2 separate regions of the Homo sapiens genome follow, and region 1 is linked to region 2. A link is a loop called in an ENCODE intact Hi-C map of the cell type or tissue named here. Cell type or tissue: B cell. All regions are shown on one strand. Each heading gives the region's core, and the rest is flanking DNA. Links, peaks and the distances in the headings are about the cores only. Region 1 overlaps AKT3 (AKT serine/threonine kinase 3). Region 2 overlaps LOC105373262 (a long non-coding RNA gene).

Region 1 (5,384 bases), core at 161-5,160, 590 kb before region 2:
CATTTTTAACCAAAGTGATGCTTTTAAATTATTCTCTTAAACACAATAACATCTTAATAGAGTTACAGTACCCAGTTTTACTCTAAGAGAAAAGCAAGGTGAGTAAGGAAGGCACAGGGGCATTGGGTGGAGACACAGAGAACAAAGCATCCACACGGACTAGCCAACAGAAAGCATCCTGGCAATTTAATGAAGAATAAACGGTGACTTTAGTTTACATAGCAGTAGGTATGTTGTGGAGAATTACTCAATCTGTACGCAGCCTCCTGCTGGGTTAAGTGTGAGCTAAGTTATTATTTTGCTTACATCTGCACCCTTGTAGGCTGTGAAAGCAGAGCTTTCTTTTTAAAAATCTGTTTACTGCATTAGAGCAGAGTTTCCAGTTCCACACACCGGATTTAACACAAAGTCATTCTTGCACCATTTTCAAAAAGTAGTCATAGAATTTTAAACTATTATAAATATAGACCAATTTAAAAATATAATTTCATCAGAAACTTTAAAACTTCCTTATTGTAAATATTTCCCATTTTACCACCTTATATTATCTAAATATAATATCATACATGGCATATACACTGCAGTAAATAACCTTAATGAATACCAAATATGGAAGCAGTGAGTCCATAACGCAAGAAACTACCACAGAGGTGGGCAATAACCATTAATTCAATGACTAAATAAACCTACCACCATTTGAAATAAAGACTATACTCCTGTCAGAAAAGCTCTCTCAAACAGAGAAGTCTCTCTATAACACAACCTCGTATGGTTCAATCCACTTTTCTGTTAGAACATGCCTGATGGATATGACAAATAACAATAATGGTGCCTCACTACAGCACTAACTGGGAGTTTGCAGAGAAGGCAGGCTGTAGTGCTTGCTCATCAGGAGGTGGTCTGTGCCATCTGAAAAAACTCTCAGGTGGTTCAACCCACCCATCCCACTCCTATACTAACATCAATGCTCTACAGAATAAAAACTAATAGGACTTTATCTTAGACTCTTACCAAGGAGTTTTTCCTCTAAGAAAAGTCTAGTAGTATGGACCCTAAAATGGCACTGCATCAAACCGAGAGCTCCACTATTCTGAGGATGAATCCATGCCCTTCATAACTCCTCTCTTCCCTCCTTTGTTCTCCTTAGACAATGTACTGATTGAGTCTTGTACCACAGCATGTTAAGTGGTGAAAGGAAGAAGAGGTAAGAGCAAGGAAGAAAAGGAAACATGAATGTCCTCAGCCAGGCACTGTGCTCAGGCTTCACTTACAGAGCCCTCTTCACAGCAACACTGAGACTGGTGCTGCAGTATTCTCACTTTTCACAGAGAGCCATGCTGAGGCTCTGAGACACTGGGACAAGCTAGTAAAGGACAGAGTTAAGATTCAAAGAGTGGTTGGGAGCGCACACTCTCAAGCTGGACTGCCTGGGTTCAAATGCCAGTTCTGTCACTCACTAGCTGTGTGAGAGACAGTGAATGCTGTTTAATCTCTCTGGGTCTCAGCTTCCTCTTCTGGAAAATGGGGACAATAATAATGGAGAAATAAATTAAAGTTTGTAAAGCATGTAGAACAACATCTAGCTCACTGCAAGCATTATGTAAGCATTTGTTAACTGAATAAAACATCTCAGAGTAAGGCTAAGGAAACCAATCAAAGGAGATTTAGTGAGTACCTAATATGTACAATATGTTAGACTACACAAAAGTAACTAGAGTGTTTAAAATAAAATGGAATTTCTTTAATTTGTCTAGACTATCACTATTGCACATTAGCTGAGCAAAGGAGGTATTGATTTTTTGTGGATAAAATTTCTATTTTTGTTATTCACTTTGCTTATGTCCTGTCTTCATCCCTCATTACTAAGAATAATGAACTGAGTGTCGCTTATGTTTAACTCATTGAAATCTCTAGTGAAAGACTGACAATACCAACTGTCACAGAAATCATCTTTCTTAATTCAATAACAACTAACTATAGGGCAAAAAAATCAAAAGCCTTCCACTGAATTTACTACTAAACATTGCAATGTTTCTTTCAAATTATAAGAAAGTTACTCCATACAAAAAGAAAAAAGGACACAACTCATTATTCTGGGTTTTTTTAATTTTAGATTCAGAAGGTACATGTGCAGGTTTGTTACATGGATATACAGCATGATGCTGAACACCTCATTATTTTGACATCAGGCCTTCCCCACTCTTCCTTTCTTATTACAAAAATTAATCATCATCTAATCCCCAATATTCTGAATTCAAAGAAGTGTTAAGTCACACATCAATATCAGGTCTTTACCTCTACTTTAAAAACGTATGCTTTTATAAGTGCACAGGAATAAGTGTATTTCAACTTCTAGTATATTTATACATAGCCACTGCATATACAGCAAAGTAAATTACTCTTGATTCATATTATATTTGAAAGATGTGATTATGCTTAAGTTTTTAAAACTGAAGGGAATCTATGCTTCCATTTTAATGAATACTGCTCTATATTAAAAAGTGTGGCTTCAAATAATTTTGAATACTAGAATATCTGCTATCAAAGACACAAAAACTAAAACGCACCCGCCAAGTAAAATCATCTTAACTTTTCCAGGTAATTTTCTTATACTCTCTATGAACCCATCTAATTTGACAATTTATGGCCAGTCATGTTAACATTTTCTTAGACTAGAACTGAACATGTTTAAATGATATCGTCGAATTGAAGGGCACAAACATTTTAAAAGAACACAACAAATCAAAGAAATGCAACCACAAATCAAACACTATTCAATTACTCAAATAAATAATTTTGAGTACTCCCCAAAGAAAGCTTATAGATAATATAAATAGAAAAGCTGCTTCTCAATGTTAAAAATGAATTTACTTACCTTGGCCCTCTGAGGGCAGTATTACCTAACACATAGAAATTTCAGAAAACAATCTTTACCTATCATACTAATAAAAACAAATTTCTTAAAATGAAATGGGCATATTTGCTCATTATACGTACATATTTCTTTCCTCATCATTATCTGTACCTCAGTAAGCATAATAATGCTGTTTTCAAATGTTTCCAGTGACTTTGAAAGGAAAGATTTTCTTAAAACCAAGGCATCAGGAAGGAAAATGCATGGAATCATCAGTATCACTGAAGTCATCCAAAATACAATAAAATAAAAAAGTATATAAGAATTTTACATTGCATAAATAATCTAAGTTCCTGTTTTGCTCTCTGTAGAATAATTTGTTTTTAAAAACTGCAGGACATCTAAATATACAATCTTTCAGTAAAGACAAAGTAATTTGAGGAGGATAACAATTCAGTTCCAAAGTGTCTTCTTAAAAGCAGCCAATACCAATACACTCGTTTGTTACAAATCACTCATTTATTAATGAAATATAATGCAAATGACAAATTGGCAATGTGGAGTTGAAGCACTCACTGAGTTTTCATAACTGATTCTTACACTAAGAATCTTTACATAGCATAAGGATTATCCATTCTAGAATCTAAGTCAATCAATGTACACTGGGTGTTTTATTCCTTTTGCTATTTCACAGAAAGGAAAAGTTTTCTAGCATTCACTTATCAAAGTTTTTTTTTTATATACAAAACACTGAGTAACTTACCCTATATAATCCAGTGGTATGATAGACCTTTACTTTAAGAATATAAAAAGTGCTAATCTTTATGTCAGAGTTTTACATACAAGTTAATTAGTAACTATCCAACTTTCCAGGTCCCACCACTTCTCCCATATAGAAAAAAAAAAACAAAACCTAGCATTAAAAGAAAAAAAAAAAGAGCTTCTATTGAAGGAAGATAAAAATTATTACAAGCAGGTAAACAGCAAATTTACTTTGACACAGCAAGATCTCACGTGGATGACACTGATTGCCATTTAGTAAAAATGTGTTTTATTTAGGTTTTGTATTTACTTTTTCAAAAAAGTCCTTGCTTCTATAATTCAAAGTATAGTAGTTCTCCACTCAGGAACTATGCCATTATTTAGCATAACTTTGAATAAATTAGATTTTTAAAATTTGAACTACTAAACAGTCTTATTCTTTTTAAAGTATATAATATCATGGATATTTTAAGATCATAAAAATTTAAATTCTATTTAAAATCCTTCTTTACTAAATCAAAAGGTAAAAGGAACTAGCTTAACAGTTGAACATACTACAAATTCAGGGAAGGGAATGAAGGTCATTTTATAAAATTCTTTTCTATAATAAATATATATACTTACGTTTAAATATCTCTTCAAAAAGATGCCAGGAAACAACAACTGCTGTTCTATGCGTTCTTCCTTAGAAGTATAAAATTATGAACTTTGATGCTGTGTTCCAGTCTCAAGCAAATAAGTGACTTGCTTGGCCAAAAAAATAGACAAACTTCACGATTTATGCTTTTCCTGCCTTTGTATCTTAATCATCTTCTGTTCTAAAAAGTGCTACCACGTTTACCCACATCTTTAATCAGATTTTTTTGAACTAAAACACATTAAAAAATTTAAGCCAAAACATTTAGCAAGATGCCTTAAACAATATGTCAGACAGTGAAATACTCTGTTTTCAACATACTGGCCAATATTTTTAAAAATTGCTATTCATGCAGTATTTTGATGAGGCACAATTCAAATATACATTAAAGCTAGAAGTTTCTGAAGTTTTCTGAATTATCCTGAAAATATACCAAGTACGGTTTCATTTATTTGTGAAAATGTCCTTACAGTTTCATCCTCATTTGTGATATATTTCATAGGCTATGGATATTTCCACTTCTTTGGTACTGTAAGTTGTTTTTTATAAAAAACAACAAAAATTATTTGTTTATAAATTTAGACTGTAACACTTAACTATCTGTCTAGAAATACTGGCATCCATCACCATGTGCCATTAAACATTAAAATATCCTTATATGAAGCTACTAGCACTCCATTCAAAAGTGAGCGTTATTTTTCTAGTGTAACCAATTTATTCTTTTAAACCAAAATAGAAGTTCTTAGTCACTATACCCCGTCCTATGAAAGACTCTTAAATACTAAATTAGGTGGCTCTCCCAGGTACAACAACCCTTGACTCATCATCCAAAATTATTCAGTAATATTTACTAGCGTGGAATGCCGGATGAAAACAATTTGAAAAGAAAAATGTAAAGAACCACCACCTACATCTGTATGGGAATTAATCATACTTTTAGGTTTACTGACTTCCTCATGTCGACCAAAGCCATATCCTCTTTACTTCTCTAAGAAAACACTTCTGCTTATCTCAGCACTTTCATCCCTATGTGAGCTTAATTAGTTTCTTCATCTGCAAAATAAAGAGTTGTGACAATCAAATAATGCTTTAAACCTCCATGAGGAGAAGAAATATTATTTTTAGCTAGGT
Region 2 (5,384 bases), core at 82-5,081:
AAACAAGGAAGCTCTGGAGTCCACAAACAGATCTTGAGACAAAAAAAAAGAAAAGAAAAGAAATAAAAAGCAAACAGGAAACTCTGAGGACTGGGAGCAGGAAGGGGAAGATAGTATATGTAGGCCCAAAGACTGGAATCTTGGCTCAAACACTGCAATGTCACTCTCAGAAGTGGATGGAGGCCGTGCACGGTGGCTCATGCTTGTAATCTCAGCACTTTGGGAGGCCAAGGTGGGTGGATCACTTGAGGTCAGGAGTTCGAGACCAGCCTGGCTAACGTGATGAAACCCTGCCTCTACCAAAATAATAATAATAATAATGATAATAATAATACAAAAGTTAGCCGGGTGCAGTGGCATGTTTCTGTGATCCCAGCTCTTCAGGATGCTAAGGCATGAGAATCGCTTGAACCCAGGAGGTGGAGGTTGCAGTGAGCTGAGATTGCACCACTGTACTCCATCCTGGGTGACAGAGTGAGACTGCCTCAAAAAAAATTAATTAATTAATTAATTTTAAAAAAGAGAGAGAGAGAAAGAAGAAAAGAAATGGATGGAAAATTAAGTGTTCACTTGAAAAAATAAAAATAAAAAAAGTGATAGAAGATACGGCTGCAAAAGCAGCAATGAACTGGCTGAAAGACTGAAGCTCTGTCCTTAGATTGAAAAGTGAGGCGATTCCAATATTCAAAAGCTTGGTACTTTTGTGCCTGACTGAGTTGTAGCCCTCGTCCAAGAGATTGTCCAGGAATGGAGAAAAATAGCTTTATTTGAAGGCAGTGGTAGAAAGAGAATAATAACAAAGTTGTTTTTTAATCCTAAAAGAGCAAGTGTCCAGGAGAGGCCAATTTATAAGGAGGTTCTGGAGTAATGTCAGTAATAAAACCTCCCGGGAAGATGAAATACATGCCACTCTGGCTCTCCAGCTAGTAGGTGCTGATGGGCCCCCAGCAGCCACCAAAATTCTATTTCATTGACTCTTATCCCAACATCCTTGATAGAGGAGATCTAACTTTGCAAAATCCTCTCCAAGTGTTTCGGGGATCTTGGGTTTTGTCGTTTAAGCTCATAAAGAGTTCTCTCACGTTCCTTGGCCCTGGGCCCCTCTGTTGTTTTTTGCTTGTGAAGCCATTTGAGGGCTGCTGTGTGCCACCGTCACAGCTGTGTGGCAAGCCTAGAGTCATGCTGTTATAACCACCCGATGGGTGCTTCCTGCCCACTACACAAACAAAATCCATTCACAGAGACCACAGCATTGCAGATCACAAGGTCAGGAGATCGAGACCATCTTGGCCAACATGGTGAAACCAAGTCTCTACTAAAATACAAAAATTAGCCAGGTGTGGTGGTGCGCACCTGTAGTTCCAGCTGCTCGGGAGGCTGAGATAGAGTAATTGTTTGGAAGTGGAGGTTGCAGTGAGCTGAGATCGCCCCACTGCACTCCAGCCTGGTGACACAGCAACACTCCGTCTCAAAAAAATAAAAAGAGTTTAATTGACTCGAGGTCAGTCATGCCACATGGGAGATGGAGTTATCACTCAAATCGACCTCACTGAAGGCTCAGAGGTTAGGAGTTTTTGAAGGGTAGTTTGGGAGAAGGGATGGAGGTGTCTGGGCAATGGGTGCTTGCTGCTGATTGGCTGGGGGTGCAATCATAGGGGTGTGGGAAATGGTCCTCCTGTGCCTGAGTCCTTTGTGGGTGGGGCCACAGGAGGGGTCAGTGGGTCTAGGTGGAGGCATGAGTGTCAGACATCAAAAAAAAAGACTGAAAAGATATCCCAAAGGCCAATCTTAGGCTCTATAACGGTGATATTATCTGCAGGAGTAATCTGGGAGGTTGCAAATCTTATGACCTGCAGAATAATGGTTGGCAATCATTTATGTCTACACCTTAGCAGAATTCAGGCTCCTCTACCCTGCTAGCCTGGTGGTCTCTCATTACTTTTACAAAAGCAGCTGACTTTGGGGAAAGGGCTATTATCATTTAACTCTCAAAGTTAGCTTGGCCTACACCCAGAAATATTAACAATTAATGGCAACTTGAAGGCTAAAGGCAAGATGAGGGTTGGCTAGATCAGATCTCCCTCACTGCCATAGTTCTCTCACTGACCTAATTTTTGCAAAGCGGTTTCACTGTGTTTCTTGTAAAGGTAGAGGAGAAAGCCCCTCTCCTCCCTCCCTCCCTCTGTGTCACATTTTATTACTTGTGTTAGTGAGCACTAAAAAATGTAAGTCCTGGGTCTTGTGTGAAAAGCTTGCAGTTTTAGGCTGGGCGTGGTGGCTCACACCTGTAATCCCAGAACTTTGGGAGGCCGAGGCGGGTGGATCACCTGAGGTCAGGAGTTCGAGACCAGCCTGACCAACATGGTGAAACCCTGTCTCTGCTAAAAATACAAAATTAGCCGGGCATGGTGGCGGGCGCCTATAATCCCAGCTACTCGGGAGGCTGAGGCAGGAGAATTGTTTGAAGCCGGGAGGCGGAGGTTGCATTGAGGTGAGCTCGCACCACTGCACTCCAGCCTGGGCAACAAGAGCGAGACTCCAAAAAAGGAGACAGAGAGAGAGAGAGAGAGAGAAACGAAAAGCTTGCAGTTTCGACATGCCCTGCTTCTCTGCAGAGACACAAGTCCATGACACTGGTGTCGTGGTTCCTTTTCACTCTCATTGTTTTGGTTGTTTCAGTTCTTTCCCCCCATTTCTCAAACAATCTCCTCCCTCTACTGCAACCAAAAAGCCCCATGCCTCTTCTCCCACCACCCTGCAGACTCAGACAAGACTGCATCTCAGCTTGCTCTCAGGCTGAGAGCACTGATAGCTTGGCTTTATCTAGCAGACAACAGGAAGCCTCTGAAGGGCTCTGGGCAGAGAAATCGTTAGGAAGATGCATCTTGGCAGTAGTTCCTCAAATGAATTGGGCGGTAGTGAAACGTCTTGATTCTCAGAGCAGACTCAGCGTGGGACGGCACACTGGTGCCACCTGGAGGCGGCCGGCCTCAATTACAGACGCAGTTTACAGAAAGCTGACAAAACCCTTCTGAAACCAAATCTGAAACAGAAAGCCATCGAGTGACTTTTTAGCGCTACAGGAAGAGTGGTCTGTTTATTTGGGCTAAGCCAGCAAGGAACAAAACTTCAGGGAAGTGGCCCTGCTAGAGACTCTAGGACTAGCCTGGCCCTCCATGTCCTCCTTTGGGAGAGGCTGACTTACAAGGAGGTTCTTTTTTTTTTTTTTTTCTTTTTGAGACGGAGTCTTGCTCTGTGGCCCAGGCTGGAGTGCAGGGGCGCGACCTCGGCTCACTGCAAGCTCCGCCTCCCGGGTTCACGCCATTCTCCTGCCTCAGCCTCCCGAGTAGCTGGGACTACAGGCGCCCGCCACCACGCCTGGCTAATTTTTTGTATTTTTAGTAGAGACGTGTTTTCACCGTGTTAGCCAGGATGGTCTCCATCTCCTGACATCGTGATCCGCCCGCCTCAGCCTCCCAAAGTGCTGAGATTACAGGCGTGAGCCAGCGCGCCCAGCCACAAGGAGGTCCTTGAATTAGTTATTTTTGTAATAAAACCTCCCAGGATGGGCTGGGGAGCGCCCACCCCACCACCACCACCACCGAAATCTGTTTTGCAACAGATTTGCAAACCAACATATTTGCCAAAATACAGGCTTGTCATTTCTCAGGAGAAGGGGGATAACTGGTTCTTGCTTCAAGTGAAAACCACCACACAGGAAAGAGAATGTGTCCCTAGCACGGTGGCTCACACCTGTACTCCCAGCACTTTGGGAGGCTGAGGTGGGCAGATCACCTGAGGCCAAAAATTCAAGACCAGACTGGCCAACATGGTGAAACCCCGTCTCTACCAAAAATACAAAAATTAGCCGGGCGTGGTGTTGGGCACCTGTAGTCCCAGCTACTCAGGAGGCTGAGGCTGGAGAATTGCTTGAACCCGGGAAGTGGAGGTTGCAGTGAGCTGAGATTGTGCCACTGCACTCCAGCCTGGGCGACAGCGAGACTCCATCTCAAAAAAAAAAAAAAAGAGAGAGAGAGAATGTGTTCCCAGACTAGAGACAGGGTGTCACAGGTGACAATGGCAGTCAGAGCCTGCCCTGTTAGCCTGCCCAGGTTTTTCCAGTACTTTTTTATTTTCCCTAAAGATCCTGTGATTTACAACACAACCTAGGCATTAACAAGCAAGGAAAACTAGAAATTGAAATGAAGCGGTTTTCAGAATAAGGATTAGACTCCAGAATCCCAGATTCTTTCTGCCAGAATCCACTTAATTACACACTGAAGTATGGAATTCCTGTAATACGAAGTTATTTGTTTCTTCTTTCAAAAAAGGGGTAAACTATATTCCTTATCAGTTTTCTGCAGCTCACTCAGTCATGGGAAGTTTATGCTGCATTTTCTCTTGCCCTTGGCTTCACCTTCTCCCTAATATCTACTGTTTTCCTAAGAAAGTTTCTCAGTATAGAAAAACAAGGTCATTTCTCGGAGTCTTTGCCAAATCTGCACTGGACCTTTGCTTCTGGAGGAATGGGAATTTAAAAGCAGCCCAAGATCGGTCATCCTGACTTTCATAGGAAAGGAAGAGCTTCTTCGCTCACTGACTTGACACTTGCTGCAACCCTGTGAGGTTTACCTTGTTACGCGTGTGTTAAAGGGGATGAAATAGATGCTCAAAGAATAATCTGCCCAAGGACACACAGCTAGAAAGTAGAAAACTAGGATTTAAAATCCCAGGCTTGCCTGACTGCAGATTCCCGTTGCTTCCTACAGCACTGGGCAGAGTTCCACTTCATAAAAGTCTAGGGAGGCCAGGCGCGGTGGCTCCTGCCTGTAATCCCAGCACTTTGGGAGGCCGAGGCCGGTGGATCGCCTGAGGTCAGGAGTTCGAGACCAGCCTGACCAACATGGTGAAACCCCGTCTCTATTAAAAGTACAAAAATTAGCTGGGCATGTTGGTGGGCACCTGTAATCCCAACTACTCAGGAGGCTGAGGCAGGAGAATTGCTTGAACCCGAGAGGCGGAGTTTGCAGTGAGCCAAGATCGCACCACTGCCCTCCAGCCTGGGCCACAGAGCGAGACTCCATCTCAAATAAAAATAAACATAAAAATAAACATCAAAATAAAATAAAAGTCTAGGGAGAGGAAACCCAAAGGGTTAAATAAAGCAGGGGGAGCGCTGAGGATAAACAAAAAAAGGGTTGGGTCTGGGTCTGAAGGGAGGGGCCAGGAAGTGGATAGGGCCAAGGCAGGAGATGCCTACTGGGAAAAGGAAAGTCTGGGCCCTGGAGGAGGTGTGGCCACTTAAAAGTCAGATTTAAGGTGGGGAAGGAAACTTGCCACAAGGTCAAATGGTTAGGAGGTGGCACTGGGAAGGAATCATGCCT

The links. A loop is a pair of places that touch in the nucleus more often than their neighbours do. Peaks named below come from ENCODE experiments on the same cell type or tissue, not always from the same donor. Only the 100,000 strongest peaks of a DNase experiment are listed, where the experiment ranks them.
Region 1: a loop joins it to region 2, with 16 times the contacts of the local background. A loop is called at or near these places in 4 of 110 quality-filtered maps.

Annotation. Positions count from the first base shown.
Region 1 is chr1:243,705,511-243,710,894 of GRCh38, forward strand. All of the region lies in intron 2 of AKT3 (AKT serine/threonine kinase 3), which reads right to left. Among named protein-coding and RNA genes, the nearest start is that of AKT3-IT1, 86 kb to the right of the region's middle. In B cell, for the core only: CTCF peaks have their summits at 2,919 and 3,121; a DNase peak (open chromatin) is centred at 2,901.
Region 2 is chr1:244,296,663-244,302,046 of GRCh38, forward strand. The region is part of intron 1 of LOC105373262 (a long non-coding RNA gene); the gene reads right to left. Among named protein-coding and RNA genes, the nearest start is that of SPMIP3, 53 kb to the right of the region's middle. RefSeq lists an enhancer at 3,060-3,129. In B cell, for the core only: CTCF peaks have their summits at 2,988 (motif pointing left) and 3,191; a DNase peak (open chromatin) is centred at 2,979; H3K4me3 peaks cover 1,219 bases; H3K27ac peaks cover 1,696 bases.